Linked DNA regions of Homo sapiens: region 2 is linked to region 1. A link is an interaction called in ENCODE POLR2A ChIA-PET data of the cell type or tissue named here. Cell type or tissue: Panc1. All regions are shown on one strand.

The links. ChIA-PET counts read pairs that join two places held together with the same protein. Peaks named below come from ENCODE experiments on the same cell type or tissue, not always from the same donor. Only the 100,000 strongest peaks of a DNase experiment are listed, where the experiment ranks them.
Region 2: POLR2A ChIA-PET joins it to region 1 with 9 read pairs; 2 of 35 experiments call an interaction of 5 or more read pairs at or near these places.

What each region holds. Positions count from the first base shown.
Region 1 is chr6:9,895,511-9,903,510 of GRCh38, reverse strand. It overlaps the pseudogene OFCC1. Among named protein-coding and RNA genes, the nearest start is that of TFAP2A-AS2, 500 kb to the left of the region's middle. In Panc1, no CTCF peak of the experiment used is centred here; no DNase peak of the experiment used is centred here; H3K27ac peaks cover 822 bases.
Region 2 is chr6:9,956,274-9,964,273 of GRCh38, reverse strand. It overlaps the pseudogene OFCC1. Among named protein-coding and RNA genes, the nearest start is that of TFAP2A-AS2, 440 kb to the left of the region's middle. In Panc1, no CTCF peak of the experiment used is centred here; no DNase peak of the experiment used is centred here; H3K27ac peaks cover 267 bases.

The sequences.
Region 1 (8,000 bases):
TGTTTGCACATCTATAAATTAATTGATGAGAAAGTTATCATGCACATGTTCTTTTAACACTCCCACAAGATGACGATAGAATTTTCTATAATCGATTAACGAAGCTTTTTGATGAGAGCAGACAAGGAGAACCCCAAGGTAAGAGACCAATTATCTTCAATCTTTTGTTTTAATATTAGTTGTAAATTGATTGAAATGGTTTCTTGCAAATGCTCACCTATCTTTTCTAAATATAACCATTCACTGATAACCTACGTGAGCTTTTGATTGTTGTAGATATTTAAATGTAGCTGAAGTTTAGGGGAAAAGTAATTATGACCCAATTTCCTATAATTGCATACAATTTATAACCCTAAATGGTGAAAATGATTTAAGATTTACTGTTGAAGGATCTTAAAATGGCATACAGCATACTTGGATTCACTAATTTATGAGGCTATGTGCTACTCTTTTTAAAGACTGGTCTTAGCTTTTGAACAAATGCTTTGGGGTGGTAGAAGGCAAATAGTATATTGTTCTCAACCTTAGTATGGAAATTCATATTTGCAAATGTTAGGCTCTTTAAGTAAAAACTTATTTTATGTATTAAACTAAGAATTTAAAGGTAACATTTAAAAAACTCAATTCTAAATTCTTAGTTTAACACATATAAATTCATGCCAGAACCATATTACAGTTTTTACCAAAGAATTAAATATAAGTTGCTGTATATTTCATGGGGAATAATTCTATTATTATTATGTTTTTACTGTATGTGCTTAGTGCTTCTCAATCATTTTGTCTTCCTTATTATAATAACTCCTCAAAGCATATAATAGGAGAGGGCTGATCATGATAAAGTCTTCTAATAGTTATTATTTCTATTAAATTTATGCTTAGACTTCATCATTTACTAGCTGTGTGACCCTGGACCAATTAATTAACCTTTCTTTGTCATTTTTGCCAAATGAACATATAACACCTGTCATATGGAGTAGTTATGAGGACTAAATTATTATTACATGAGCAGATGTGACACCTAGAATAATAAAGATAGTAACAGTAATCCTGCTGGTGAAAATATTAATGCCAGTTAAACATTTGAGTCCTTCCTAGGTGCCTGGAACTGTCCTAAGCAGTTCTAAATAATTCACTTGTTTAAACTTCATAACAACCTTTAAAGGTTAGTCCCCATTTTTATCCCCATGTACAGTATAATACCCTTCAAAATTTTATTCCTGCTTGGGTACACCTCCCCTTTACTTTTTTGCTATCAGTTTGTGTGGTCAACCATTTATTACTTTTTGCCTTTATAAACAAAGCAAACTCAGTTTTCAAGCCACCTCATTCTGAGGGATCCCAAGTTCAAATGGTGTATTAGAATTATCCAGAGAAGTGGAATCCAGTTGGTTTGATAATATATAGAGAGGCATTTATTTTAAGAAATTGCTTCACTCCGTAGCTGGGATAGCAAGTCTGAAATCCTTCAGACAGGCTGGCAGGCTGGAGAATCAGGTAAGAGTTGATGTGAAATTCAGGCAGGAGTTGAAATTGCAGTCTCGCATCTGAATTCCACAGGCAGCAGTCTGGAAACTCAGGTAGGGGTTGATGTTGGAGTCTTGAGACTGAAATGCGTGGGGCAGGCCAGCAGGCTGGAAATGCAACCAGAGTGTCTACGCTGTGGCCTTGAGACTGAATTCCTTCTTCTTTGGAAAGCCTCAATCTATATGTTTAAGAACTTCGACTGATTGGATGAGGCCCACAAACATTGTGAAGAGTAATCTGCTTTACTCAAACTCTACTGATTTAAATATTAATCACATCTAAATACACCTTCACAACAACATCTAGATTGGTGTTTGGGCAAACAGGTGGGCACCATAGCCTGGTCAAGCTGATGCTTAAAATTAAGCATCATAAATGGTTATGCTTAAGTCAGGCCTTTCTGTGTTTAGTCTAACTTCTGAGTCAGCAAACCTATTGAATACCTTTTAGTGCTGCTGTTTCTTTTCCATTCTGATGGCTTTTTCAGCTTGGATCCTTTGAAACCACCCAAGTCACACATTTACAGATAGCATCTAATAGATCTTCGGAAATCATTTATGGACTTACAAAAGTCTCATAGAATTTATAGAAGAGGCATTTTATGAACTATTTTATAGAAGAGGATGTAGCTGAGACTTAGAAAGTATAAAGTCTTATGCAAAGTAATATGGTGCATCAGGGAGCATAGAACAAGGCCAGTGGGCCTCTGGACACTAACTCAGTGCTTTCTCCAGCATGCCATCTCATTTCCTCCTGCAAAAGAAGCTCTCTTCTCATGATTCTTGTTAAAATTCTAGAATAGGAGACGTGGAAAATTTCGTATTATACCTTCCAGCATTTTTTACAGACTGGAAGAAGGAAGATCATTTTCTATTTACAGCATGCATCTGGCTGGATGAATAGATATCTTTTGTACATGATACTGTTTTCAGGTGATAGTGAAGTAAAGTACACATACCATTTATATAAATGCTGGCATTTCTATGCAAATAAACAAGGTAGCCCAAATAAAGTGCCTCTGTGTGCAGAGCTCAGGAAATGTTCTCAGAGATCCTAAGGTGGGAAAATGAACCAGAGAGCTCTGGCTTCTTCTAAGCCTATTCATCTCCTAAACTGGTTACAGCAACACAGTGAGTAAGTGGTAAGATGTTGGAGTAAACAACATGTAATATTAACGTACAGAAAAGCACAGTATCCACATTTCAAGATATATTTGGTAACTGGGAAAAAGGCTTAAATGTATAGCTGTACTTTGTTGAGTTTGTAAACATTATGGGATAAACAAAGGTGGTGGTGGTTGTTTTTTAATCTTCAAACTTCTGTGCTTTAGTTGTTTTCCAGTACATGAAATAGAAAATAATTTGCTAGTTGGTCGATTATGAAAAAACCAAACTTTACTGCATATAAGAAAATCAGTGATGAGTCTATTGTGTGTTTAGTCAACATTAAATTGACAAAAACAAGTGGAATTCCATGTGATTTTCTTGGGGTAAACAGATGAGAGTGGCCGGGAGGAGACTCTGAATTCTGAAGCACCTGGGAGTTCCAATAAGAGTCACGAAATCCACAAAGAAGCCAGCGAAGCCACCACTGCTCACCTTGAGGAGTTCCAAAGATCTCAGAAAACTATAATTCTGCTTGGAAGTTCTCCATTAGAACAGGTCAGCATTAAGAGTATATTGAGAAATGTAAGATAATCTCTCTTTTTCAAATGACAAGTTGAAGTGTCAGGCCTACACATGGTCTACCGATTTTGCTTACCAGCACACTGTTCCTAGAACACACACTAGTTATGACTTCATTGAGCCATTTCCTTATTTTTTATACACATTGTAAAATGTGTAGGCAGAAGTTACGCTCCTTATCGATATCCTTACCCACCCTGGATATTGATAAGGAGCATAATTACTGCCTACACGTTTTACAAAGTGTGTGAAATTTAGTTTGTACAATTTACTTCCATTATCTGGTTTTATTTTGTGTTAGAGAGCTTATTTCTAGTGTATTATGAATTACTGATAATAAAACCTGAAACCAGCATACATTTACTTGGAAAAACTAAGAAACTGCTTGGACTTATTTGCAAAAGCACTGTATTACTACATGAATATTCTAGCATTTCTAAAGTCACTATTTAAGGAACTTGGGCATTCTAACTGTTGTGACTTGTGCCACACAAGAGTCTTTAGCCATTAGACTATCTTGACTTCAGAGACAATCTGATTTCTCCTCTGATTTCTGTATCTGTAGGTTCTATTTATGTGTAATGTGGCATTATGTGCTCTGAACCACCAGATAGAGAAGTGATAAAAATAAAAGAATCTTACATGTCTAGCTCCAGGCATATGTGTGTGTGTGTGTGTGTGTGTGTGTGTGTGTGTGTGTGTGTGTGTGTTGTTTTGTGAAAGGTAAGTAGATTCAGGCTAAAGAGGAAAAAATTCGTCAGATGAAAAAGACTATTATCAATGAGATCTTTTATAACAACAGGTCACAAGTGGAGATATTTGCAACTTGAGAAGAGATAGGAATAGCTTAGGTGGGGGGTGGGGGGATATCCTCTAATTTGGAGTATGGAAATTCCATAAAACTGTTTCATATCTTCCTTTGTGCCAAATAGGTCTGAATATTGTAGACATATTAAGGTTGTGTCTATTTTGAACTTTCTCAAGCAAGTGACCCAAATTAGCAAATACAGTCTTCCTTAACAGAGCCACTTAGATGGCTCTGATAGTGGTTTGAATTGTGTTCTCCAAAAATGTGTACACCCTGGTATCTGGGAATGTGACCTAATTTGGAAATAGAGTCTTTGCAGGTATAATTAAGTTAAGGATCTCCAGATGAGATCATCCTGAATTTAGGATGGACCCTCAGTCCGATGACTGTTGTCCTTTTAAGAGAGAGGAGAGAGCGATTTGAGACTCAGACATGTGAAGGAGGCAGAAATTGATGCATCTACAAGCAAAGGACCGCCAAGGATCGCCACAGTTGCCAGCAGCTAGGAGAGAGGAATGAAATGGATTCTCCAGAGAGTCTAAGGAAGCCCCCACCCTGAGAACACTTTGACTTCAGACCTCTTGCCACCAGAACTCTGAGACAATAATTTCTGTTGTTTTCAGCTGTCATGTTTGTGATAGTTTTTTTGTGGCAGCAGTGGGCAATTAATACAGTTCCTGGGGTGGTTGATCTCACTGGCTAGGCTTTACTTCACTCATGTGTTAACCCTGCCACACATCTTTATGAAGACAGGGCTCTCAAAGGACATGGAGGCGAAAAGGATGCATGGCTCTGCCTTTGCACATAACCCTTTTTAAAAACAACTGTGGCCAGGCACGGGGGCTCATGCTTGTAATCCTAGCACTTTGGGAGGTCGAGTCAGGCAGATCACGAGGTCAGGAGCTCAAGACCATCCTGACCAACATGGTGAAACCCTATCTTTACTAAAAATACAAAAATTAGCTGGGTGTGGCGGTGCTCACCTGTAGTCCCAGCTACTTGGGAGGCTGAGAGAGGAGAATTGCTCAAAGCCGGGAGGCAGTGGTTGCAGTGAGCCAAGATCACGCCACTGCCCTCCAGCCTGGTGACAGTGAGACTCTGTCTCAAAACAAACAAACAAGGCCGGGCACGGTGGCTCACGCCTGTAATCCCAGCACTTTGGGAGGCCAAGGCGGGTGGATCATGAGGTCAGGAGATGGAGACCATCTTGGCTAACACAGTGAAACCCTGTCTCTACTAAAAATACAAAAAAGTTAGCTGGGTGTGGTGGCATGCGCCTGTAGTCCCAGCTGCTGGGGAGGCTTAGGCAGGAGAATGGTGTGAACCTGTGAGTCAGAGCTTGCAGTGAGCTGAGATTGTGCCACTGCACTCCAGCCTGGGTGACAGAGCAAGACTCTATCTCAAAAACAAAACAAAACAAACAAACAAACAAAACAATTGTTTTTCAGATGTGTATTGATACATTAACAGTTCATTTCCAATTTTTTTTTTTTTGCACCATACAGTGCCATTGTATCTGTTTCAATTTGCATCATGTTTTTGATCATGAATACGTGGATTTCTTTGGAATATGTGGCTAATATTTTTTATTTTATTTTATTTTATTTTATTTTATTTTATTTTATTTTATTTTTGAGATGGAGTCTTGCTCTGTTCCCCAGGCTGGAGTGCAGTGGTGCCATCTTGGCTCACTGCAACCACCGCCTGCCAGGTTCAAACGATTCTCCTGTCTCAGCCTCCCGAGTAGCTGGAACCTCAGGTGTGTACCACCACGCCTGGCTAATTTTTGTATTTTTAGTAGTGATGGGGTTTCACCATGCTGGCCAGGCTGGTCTTGAACTCCTGCCCTCGTGATCTGCCCACCTCAGCCTCCCAAAGTGCTGGGATTACAGGCATGAGCCACCACACCTATAGTTAATATTTTAAAATCCTCATTCTGTGCAAGATAAGTTGAGGCATTCTGTACAAGATAATTTAAATCCTCATTCTGTACAAGATAAGTTGAGGTTAATATTTTTAAATCCTCATTCTGTACAAGATAAGGTGAATGCTCACCTGCTACACTGTTGTGAGGCTATCATTCAAAGGCCAGCACAGTGTCTAGGAGTTCAACACAAGTAGAACTCAAGCCTGCATTTTTACCACTTGTTAGTATTAGGAGACAGTCCACACATTCGGGAGAATTCAAGTCTTCTGCAGATATGACCGTGATTCCCTTTAAACACTGAAATTTGTGATCCTGTTTCTTCTCCTAATCAATATGTCTTAAATTATGTGAAATTCGACCTAAACTGACTGGCTGAATAATTGCAAGAGAAATCATGTGCTGACCTATGAACACAGATTCATATGACAGAGTCGTATGGGGGAAGGAGGCTGAGCTGGAGTCAGACCTCTGTTGGGGCCATGGCTTTGCCACTCACAGGGTGTCAGATCATAGGCAAGTTACTTAACTTCCTTGACCTCAGTTTCCTCCTCTGTAATTCACAGGAAATTAGATCTACTTCATTGCATTGTATGGAGGATGAGATGAGTCATCCATGGATACTCTTGCTCAAAGTAACTGCTGTAATCAGAAGCAGGAGGTACTATAGAGAGCAAAGATTCTAAAACCCATTCTCAGGTCAGTGCTCGCAATGTTCTTATGTTCACTGTGTCGGGAAGTTCCATGAACACACAAGGCAACATCATAAGTAGGAAAAACCTTCAGATTTGGTGTTAGAACTCAGAGCTGTCATCCTTGATTCAGATATTTATGTGAACTTAAACCTCTTTGTAAAATAGCGCTAAATAATTTGAACCTCTTATGGGTGTGTGGGGATTGAGATGTGTCCAAGTGTGTGGCAGTTAACGTTTTATGTTTCTTGCTACTCATTTTCTATATTTGTTGAGACCATTACCTATTCTTACTTTCTATTGCTATTGTAATGGTGAACTGATAATTACATAAGGCAAGATGTTTAAATGGAGATGCGGGCCATCCCAGCTGGGGTGAGTGTTGTTGGCTGAGTCTCTTCTCCTAAACTACTTATCTATAACTGTTGATTTATATGGTGACTGGAGTGATTGCTTCTCATCCTAACATATGGAGAACCTGGGATGATAGAAGAATTCAGATTGTAAAAAGAGATGGGGCCCTTGACTAAGGTTACCAGTGAGACTGAGCTGGGAATTGTCTAGTACAGTGGTTATTATTTGAACACTCATTAGATTTAGAGATCCTGATAGTTGATGTACATCTTGGAGAAAATAAAAAGAGAAAAATCTCATATATACATCTATTGCATAGCGAAAGGATGCTGTTAGTAAACTTTGTGAAATATGAGTATCCAAGCACATCTACTGTGGGACCCCCATTTTTTTTCCCGTAGACAGAGTAGAACATAGAAAAATGAAGAGTTTGCCTTCTCACTTTGCAAAAGTATTGTGTGTGGTTGTGTATGTGCATGTCTGTGTATATGGTTGTGTGGGTGCGTGGATGTCTATGCCTGTATGGTTGTATCTTTGTGTATGTGTGTGTGTGCATGAACGTGGCTGTGGATGTGTGTGTTGGGGCAGAGAGTGTTGCAGAGTCCAGTGGGACTGGCATCACTGAATTCCCAAGTATCCAGCATAGAACTGATGAGAAAATCACTCTGGAGTCGACCTTTAGTTAGCAGGGGTGACAGCAATGTCAGCAGTGATGTAATCATTCCTGAAGCTATAGGAAGCATCAGCCAGGACTAATATGTGAGCTAATGTAAGTCACCCACTGAAGACTCCAGAAGTACCTGGAGAAGAACTTCTCTGCTGGCTGAGATCTCATGATAAAGGCAGACATCTGGCCTTAGGTAAGACGAATGTGATAGGTGAACATGATAACCACAACACTACAGAAACTTAAAAAAATCTGGTCACTTAATGTGACCACTTTTTATTGCACAGGTATCAGTCTACATGGGATAGGCGGGTTCTGTAAGTATCTTGAAAAGGTGCTGTGGCTG
Region 2 (8,000 bases), 61 kb before region 1:
GCAGATTTTTTTGAAAACTTCAGATTTTGTGGAAATGCCTCTATGTCATTGAGCATCCTCAGAAACTATCTCAGGTAGCCTTTTTTTAAGGTTTTACAATATGTGTTTATAATGTATATGTTAAGAATACATACAGATGTATACGAAAAAGAAAGACCACACATTTAGTAAAACAGATGAAATATGAAACACTTCATGAAAGAAGATATTGAAATGGATCATAAGCATATGAAAATGTACTCAATTTCATCATATATTTGTAAAAATGCAAATCAATACCATAAGGAAATATGACTACACATCCATTAGGATAGCTAAACTTTAAAACGTTATCTAATGTGATATGACAAAGTATGGAACAATCAACATTTTTGTATGTTTTTGGTGGGGATACAAACTGGTACAACCCCTTTGGAAAACTGTTTGGCAGTACCTACTGTATTGGAACACATATACATTCTATGACTTAGCAATTCTGCTCCTAGGTATATTCTCAATATATTTTGGCCAAAAGACATACAAAAATTTCAGAATTATTGGTAATATTCTCAAACTAGAAACCTCCCAAATTCTTTTTTTATTAATTTATTTTTATTTATTATTATTATTATTTTTAATTATACTTTAAGTTCTAGGGTACATGTGCCCAATGTGCAGGTTTGTTACATAAGTATACATGTGCCATGTTGGTGTGCTGCACCCATTAACTCGTCGTTTACATTAGGTATATCTCCTAATGCTATCCCTCCCCCCTCGCCCCACCCCACGACAGGCCCCAGTGTGTGGTGTTCCCCACCCTGTGTCCAAGTGTTCTCATTGTTCAATTCCCACCTGTGAGTGAGAAATGCGGTGTTTGGTTTTCTGTCCTTGCGATAGTTTGCTCAGAATGATGGTTTCCAGCTTCATCCATGTCCCTAAAAGGACGTGAACTCATCCTTTTTTATGGCTCCATACTATTCCGTGGTGTATACGTGCCACATTTTCTTAACCCAGTCTATCATTGTTGGACATTTGGGTTGGTTCCAAGTGCTATTGTGAATAGTGCCACAATAAACATATGTGTGCATTTGTCTTTATAGCAGCATGATTTATAATCCTCTGGGTATATACCCAGTAATGGGATGGCTGGGTCAAATGTTATTTCTAGTTCTAGATCCTTGAGGAATCGCCACACTGTCTTCCACAATGGTTGAACTAGTTTACAGTCCCACCAACAGTGTAAAAGTTTTCCTATTTCTCCACGTCCTCTCCAGCACCTGTTGTTTCCTGACTTTTTAATGATCGCCATTCTAACTGGTGTGGGATGGTATCTCACTGTGGTTTTGATTTGCATTTCTCTGATGGCCAGTGATGGTGAGCATTTTTTCATGTGTCTGTTGGCAGCATAAGTGTCTTCTTTTGAGAAGTGTCTGTTTATATCCTCTGCCCACTCAGATAGCATTTTAATAGACATCGTGAATACTTGAGTCAGGACCTTCCTCAGTGAGCTCCTGAGTCAGGATCTTCCACTCCCAGGTCTTTCATTTGTGTCTAAGGTGTGACTAGTTATATTAAAATTATAACTCTCTTGGATTGTTTCCCATCTCGTAGAAGTCATTTCCTAAATGTGTTCAGTCCCACATATGAGAGATTTTGGTAGATTTCCAATATTCTACCCATGACATATAGTGATTCTAATATCAAAGTTTTAATATTTGTCATCAAAAGTACGGTCAGTTCACTTTAACACTTGCTTTGAAAATGTGAATTTGTTTCAATGTGCATGATAAATTAGAGAATCATTTGAGTCAAACATGAATTTTGAATTTGCTTATCCACAATTATTCTGCACACCAAACCATGTAGAGATACACAAATGCCCAAACTACACACATTTCAAACACCTGCCAGCTAGCTCTATCCACAAAGGTTATCTTTTCCTACTCCTTCACATTTGTGACCTTCTGTGTACTAAAAGGAAAAAAATCTCTTTCAATATTCCAGACAAATGTAAGTGTTTTGGTTCAAGTTGCCAAGCAATTCCTGCAAAAGGAAAATGCAGTCTAGATTCAAAGAGCTTAAATGAAAATTACCAAATCCTGCGGAAGTGGTTTATTATGGGTCCTTTATGTGCCAGCAGTGGTTGATGTAGCATTTTTAAATATCACTACAATTTCCAAAGTCTTCTGCTGTTGGGAAAATCATAAATGTAGATCAGAAAGCCATCAAAGAATTTCCAGGAGTGATAGAGAAGGTAAGGAAGAAGAAGGCAGCACATTGGATCAGAATTTCAATTTTAATGATACAGCATCTATTATATTATACATACATGCCTTGAAGGACCTACCTTGCAAAGACAGGAAAACTTCCTCCATGATTAAAGACTCCGAGAGATGACTTAACTGTGGTGTCTATGCTAATGCTGGAAGTGAGGACAATGAGCCACACCTATTCACATCTGCTGTGATGGCTTTCTGTCAGATTCCAGATTACTTTCCTTGTACCACTTCACAAAAACTCACCAGTTGTCACCCTTCCCAGCCCACTTCCATGACAAACCTCCAGTCTTTTTCAAGTTAAATGCTACACGGACCGCAGTCTTTATGCATTTCTTTTTTTTTTTTGAGATGGAGTCTCGCACTGTCGTCCGAGCTGGAGTGCAGTGGCGTGATCTCGGTCACTGTAACCCCTGCCTCCCAGGTTCAAGTGATAGTGATTCTCCTTGCCTCAGCTTTCCGAGTAGCTGGGATTAGACACGCCTGCCACCACGCCTGGCTAATTTTTTTGGTATTTTTAGTAGAGACAGGGTTTCACTATGTTGGCCAGGCTAGTCTGGAACTCCTGATCTCATTATCCGCCCACCTCGGCCTCCCAAAGTGCTAGGATTACAGGTGTGAGCCACTGCGCCTGGCCTCTTTATGCATTTCTTAACCATTTAACAGGTATGAAAGTGTGATATTGTCTTTATTACGTTTCTAATTTCTTTTTTCCTAGAGACACTGTTGAAGTTTTTGAGTGTTGTTCCCCAGCTCCATTTTTATTGCACAATTTTGCATAGCGGGATGATTTTTAGAAACATATGTATGGTGTATAACAGCAGAACTTAACAGTATGGGAGGAAAACATATGTATTTTCTCAAACACAGTGACTATGTTAACTGTTAAGCTCGGACCCCTCAAATTGTTTGGTGGGCATAGTAGAGTATACTCTATCTTGGCTCAGTTATAAAATTATGAAATGATATGGGATTTTTATTAATTACTTAGTTAAAGCATGCCATTTAATGAGGGAATGGAGTCTCAGAGAGGTTAAGTGACTTGTCTGAGGCCACACAGCCAGACAGTGGCAGATCTAGAATCAGAGTCTAGGTTTCTTGACTCTTAGTCCAGTGCTCTTTCTTATTCAGGTTGGTTTAAAACAGTGGTTCTCACAGGCTCGTCCTTGCACCAGCAGCATCAGCATCACCTGCAATCTTGTTACTGATGGAGATTCAGTGGGGTGGACCCAGATGCCCTCTATGTGACCTGGCTGCACACTAAGCCTTGAGAAACACTGGTTTAGAATACACACTGTCAGGATCTCAGTGACCCAGGAGACATAAAACAATAGAAAATGGATCTAGAACAATAACCCCTGTTTGCAAGGTTATGTTAGTTTGATAATCTTCATAGATTCAAAAAGGGGTATTTAAAATATAAAGGCAATTCTAAGATCTTGGTTTTACCCATTGAAATAAGAATATACAGCACAAGACAAAAAGTAAGGTGAGCTCCAGATCAGAACTCCCTTTAGATAATATTCAGAGGGTAGAAAAAGTGAATTATCTTTTTCATGAACATTTTTTCTAACAGCAAGCTACAAAAAGCCCATATGTGTGAAAATCTCTGTGTATGTGTGAGTGGTATGTTTGAAGTTTTAATTTTGGGAATGACAAAAGTAGTAACCAAAGAAATAGTTTGGTCAGACTGAATATTTTACGGTTTGCTGGGAACTAGAAAAAGATAGAATTCAAGCAGCTGTGAATTGCCTCTCCTGGTTTCCTAACTGACAGCTGGAATATGAAGTCACGTGAGCCAGGAAAATGGGGGTCATTTCCATATATTCTTTACATCTGATGGAATTTTCAGCAGCTAGTTTTAGTTTATGTATATGAATGCTTTGAGCCAGTTCAGAACTTTTATTGGAGGACGTAGAAATGTGCATATTAGTCAAAATTCACTTTAGAGGCTTTAAATCTCCCTCAGTTATACAGAAGGATAAAAACACATTTTTCAGTAACAGTAAACTTTTCATTTGCTGTCCCAGAAGTAATAGAAGAGTGATAGAGTTTGGATATTTATCCGACCCAAATCTCATGTTGTAATGTAATCCCCAGTTTGGAGGTTGGACCTGGCGGGAGGTGTTTGGTCTTGGGGGTTGGATTTATCACAGGGCTTGGTGCTGTCCTGGTGATGGTAATTTCCCATGAGATCTGGTTGTTTAAAAGTGTGCAGCACCTCCCCCACCTCTCTCTGTCTTGCTCCTGCTCTCACCATGTGATGCGCGCGTTTCTGCTTTGGCTTCTGCCATGAGTAAAGGCCTCCCCAGAAGCCGAGCAGATGCTGGTGCTATGCTTGTACAATCTGCAGAATCGTGAGCCAATTAAACCTCTTTTCTTTATAAAGTACCCAGTCTCAGGTATTTCTTTAGAGTGATGCAAGGATGGCCTAACAGAACAACTAAGCTAAGGGCGCAGTCTAGGTATCAAACTTACCTGCCTTGGAAACCTGGATGCATGGCTTACTATGTGGCCTTGGGCGTGTTAGCTAACCTCTTGCTGCTTCAATTTCCTCATCTCTAAAACAGAGATACTATAGCTTCCTCATGTGTTATGGTGAGGATTCAATGAAATAATATAAGGAAAGCCCTGGTCTCTAAGCAATTACCGCAATATTAACATATACACTTCCAGGGAGTATGATTTTTTTTTTCTACCTCACTCTAATTTTTTTTGAGAACTTTAAGGCTCTTTGTGACTGGCTGTGTCACTTTTATCTCATTGCTGCAGTATCTATTTGATATTGTGGTTATTTATATACTAGTCATTTTCCCCCTGGGCTGTAATTTCCTTAGGGACAGGGACCAGTGTCACCCACTGCACTTAAAATTGTGTCTTTCATATATATAGTAGGTGCTCAATAAATATGTATTGAATGACTGAAAGACAAGTAAATGTGGGCCTCGGGAATAAATATAGACTATCCTTGCAATTAACTTGATGATGAAGAACATTTCTACTTAGGTGACAAGTTCAGGTAGTGGGCACAATGAATAATGTTTTTTTCTTTTGGTAGCAAAAGTGTCATTTCATGACGTTAATTTCCCATCACTTATGAGTCAACCAATGTTTTGTTCCTAGATACCTGACAAAGAGATATAAACCCACTTTGACGTGTGTATTGATATGTATAGCCAGTGTCAGGTTGAATATGAAGTAAAATGAAAGGTAGAAATGTGACCATATAAACAAATAGCCCCTGCTGTTTCTCGTTAATCCAGATGTGACACTAATCCTGAAATGCGTGCCACGGGCAGATGAAATATGCTTTGAATTACTAGCAGTGATGCATCCAGGACTGTTCATATGGCATGATTTATAGCCCAGTGTTTTCAATCAGATTCTAGAGATCAATTAATTACACTATCAATAACAAAGAAACAGGTGTGTTTTTGAAAGCCATGTGCTTGCTAAAAGTGATCTGTTTTCCCCTATTGGTGTGACCTCATAAATGCAGTTTGGGATTTTTCTTCTATCTGATTCTAGGGAAATTCCAAGTTAAATTCTTGCTTGGGTAAGGCAGGTATAGGCTTCTATTCACTGACCTTAAGCCTACACTTCAATCACAGTCTGGCTCATTAATATAATGCTTATAGTCTCTGTTAGCCAAAGCTCATTTTAGCGGTGCCATGATCAGGCTGAGTAGTGGAAGAAGTGTCTGGGCTGCCCTGAATGGCCCGAAGAGGACCTTTGCTGCTCTGAGTAAAGCATAGTTTAATGCTCCATTTAGATTAGCTGGTAAATATGATAACTATTTATTGAGATCTTTCTATGAGTTTTTGGTTCACAATATCTATTTTTCTCATCTCTCTTGAGCTTTCATTAAAACACTAGTAAAGCATTAGTGAAAGCATGCAGAATGGGAGGGAAGGTACTGCAGGTAAGAGAGGACGGTACGTTTCTGGAAAAGGAAAAAGAGTTGAGCCACCATTGGCTGATAAAGCAGAATAAGAAAAGTGATAGCCTAGAGAAGTTTTCTGGGAAAGAGGGAGCCAGGGTTCTCAGGAGAACCCCAGAGAGCTGGGCAGTAGAACAAAGTGCAGCCGCAAATAGAGGGTTTAATTGAAAGTTGAGAACAAAACCAGAGTTCTCCCCAAACCCCCCACCATACCACATACATACAACATGTGCTCCTACATACAAAGTGGTACAGAGATCTTCAAACATAGATAATTTTAAAGTAATTAATTTCAAGATTTTCATCTTCCATGTGTCCTCTTTTTCTAAAGCTAATCAGTCTTAGAAAACACTGGTTGTTCTTTCCCACCTCTCCTCTTACAATCACTGCTCAAAATGCAGGCGTACCTCTTCCATATCTCTCTTGTTATTCTAGTGAACTGCCCTGGTGCCAAACATCAACAAGAGCGATAGCAACAACTCTGAGAGGCCAACTCATAGAGCATTATAAATAATGTTTGATGACACTATGATGATGAAATCATGATGAAACTCCTTCCATTCCCATAGAAAAATAGCAACAGAGTTGATGCAGAAATATGGGTCAGTAATATTTCTCCATAGACAAATGAACTGATGTTATAAAAAAAAGTACCACCCAGGGCTGCTGCACATATGTGCACAGGTGCACTGCTTCAAAGGGGACACTCAACCCACACAGTTTGGTTTGAATGGTGCTCCCCTGAGTAGTGCAGTGTACAACCTGCAGAACTGAACACAGTGACCCTTTCCAATTTCTTTAATTTAGAGGCACTTTTAAAAATAATAACACTTTATGTGTTTGACAATTATTTATCAATATTTGTGGTATACTGCAGTTATATTTTTTCTAATTTGTGAACTAATTATAATTGAATTGAGAAGGAAAAAAGTTAATAGTGTATTATAGGCATATAGAATACAGAAAAAGTTATTTTAATTTATATAAATATTTTTGTTGCAGATGTAATAAAAGGTGTTCAACAAAATACGTATTTATTCAAGCACAAATATATAATACCTTAAAATAAAGCAATAAAATTCTGTAAGGGAAGTAAAATGGAAACCCAAGTCAAAAAAGAAGTATTATGAAACTATCAACAATAAAAATAGCGAGTTCATGTATTTTGAAAATGGATAATAGAAGGTATAAAATACTATTGTATTTATATTCCACTGGATACATTTATATGAGTGACAAAAGTTATGTAACAGGAATATTTTAAAATTTTAGTATTTATAGCATGCTAGAAATCACATTTTTAGCAAACTTATGATAGAAAATTTTGTATGTCAACCAGAAGTTATCTAAAATTTCAAAGTTGTTTTTGGGGATATGCAAACAAGAAAAGTAATTAAAGCCATATATTATATATTATTGTATTATCATATCATGTGACAGACAGGAATTTCCCTATAAGAAAAAACTCAGAATATTCTTCTCTAAAACATTTTGAAGCAAATGTCTGGAAACGTTTAGGCAAATATAATGGACACTGGTTCTTCATTCTCAAGTGGGAGAGGACAGTTTAATGTCCTCCTCCTCATCTTCCTACCCTAAAATGATGCCCTCCTACCCTAAACAGAAGAGTACTCGTGTACACAAGCATTTGTTAGTCTTTCAATTCTCTCATACTTAGCTATGAATGGTCAACCAAGGTCCATCAACCATCAGCCTATAAGCAAGGACCATCAACGATGTGAGGAAAAACGGCAACATGAAATAGAAGGACAATGGTAAGCAAACTGAGAAACTTATCCTGGGGA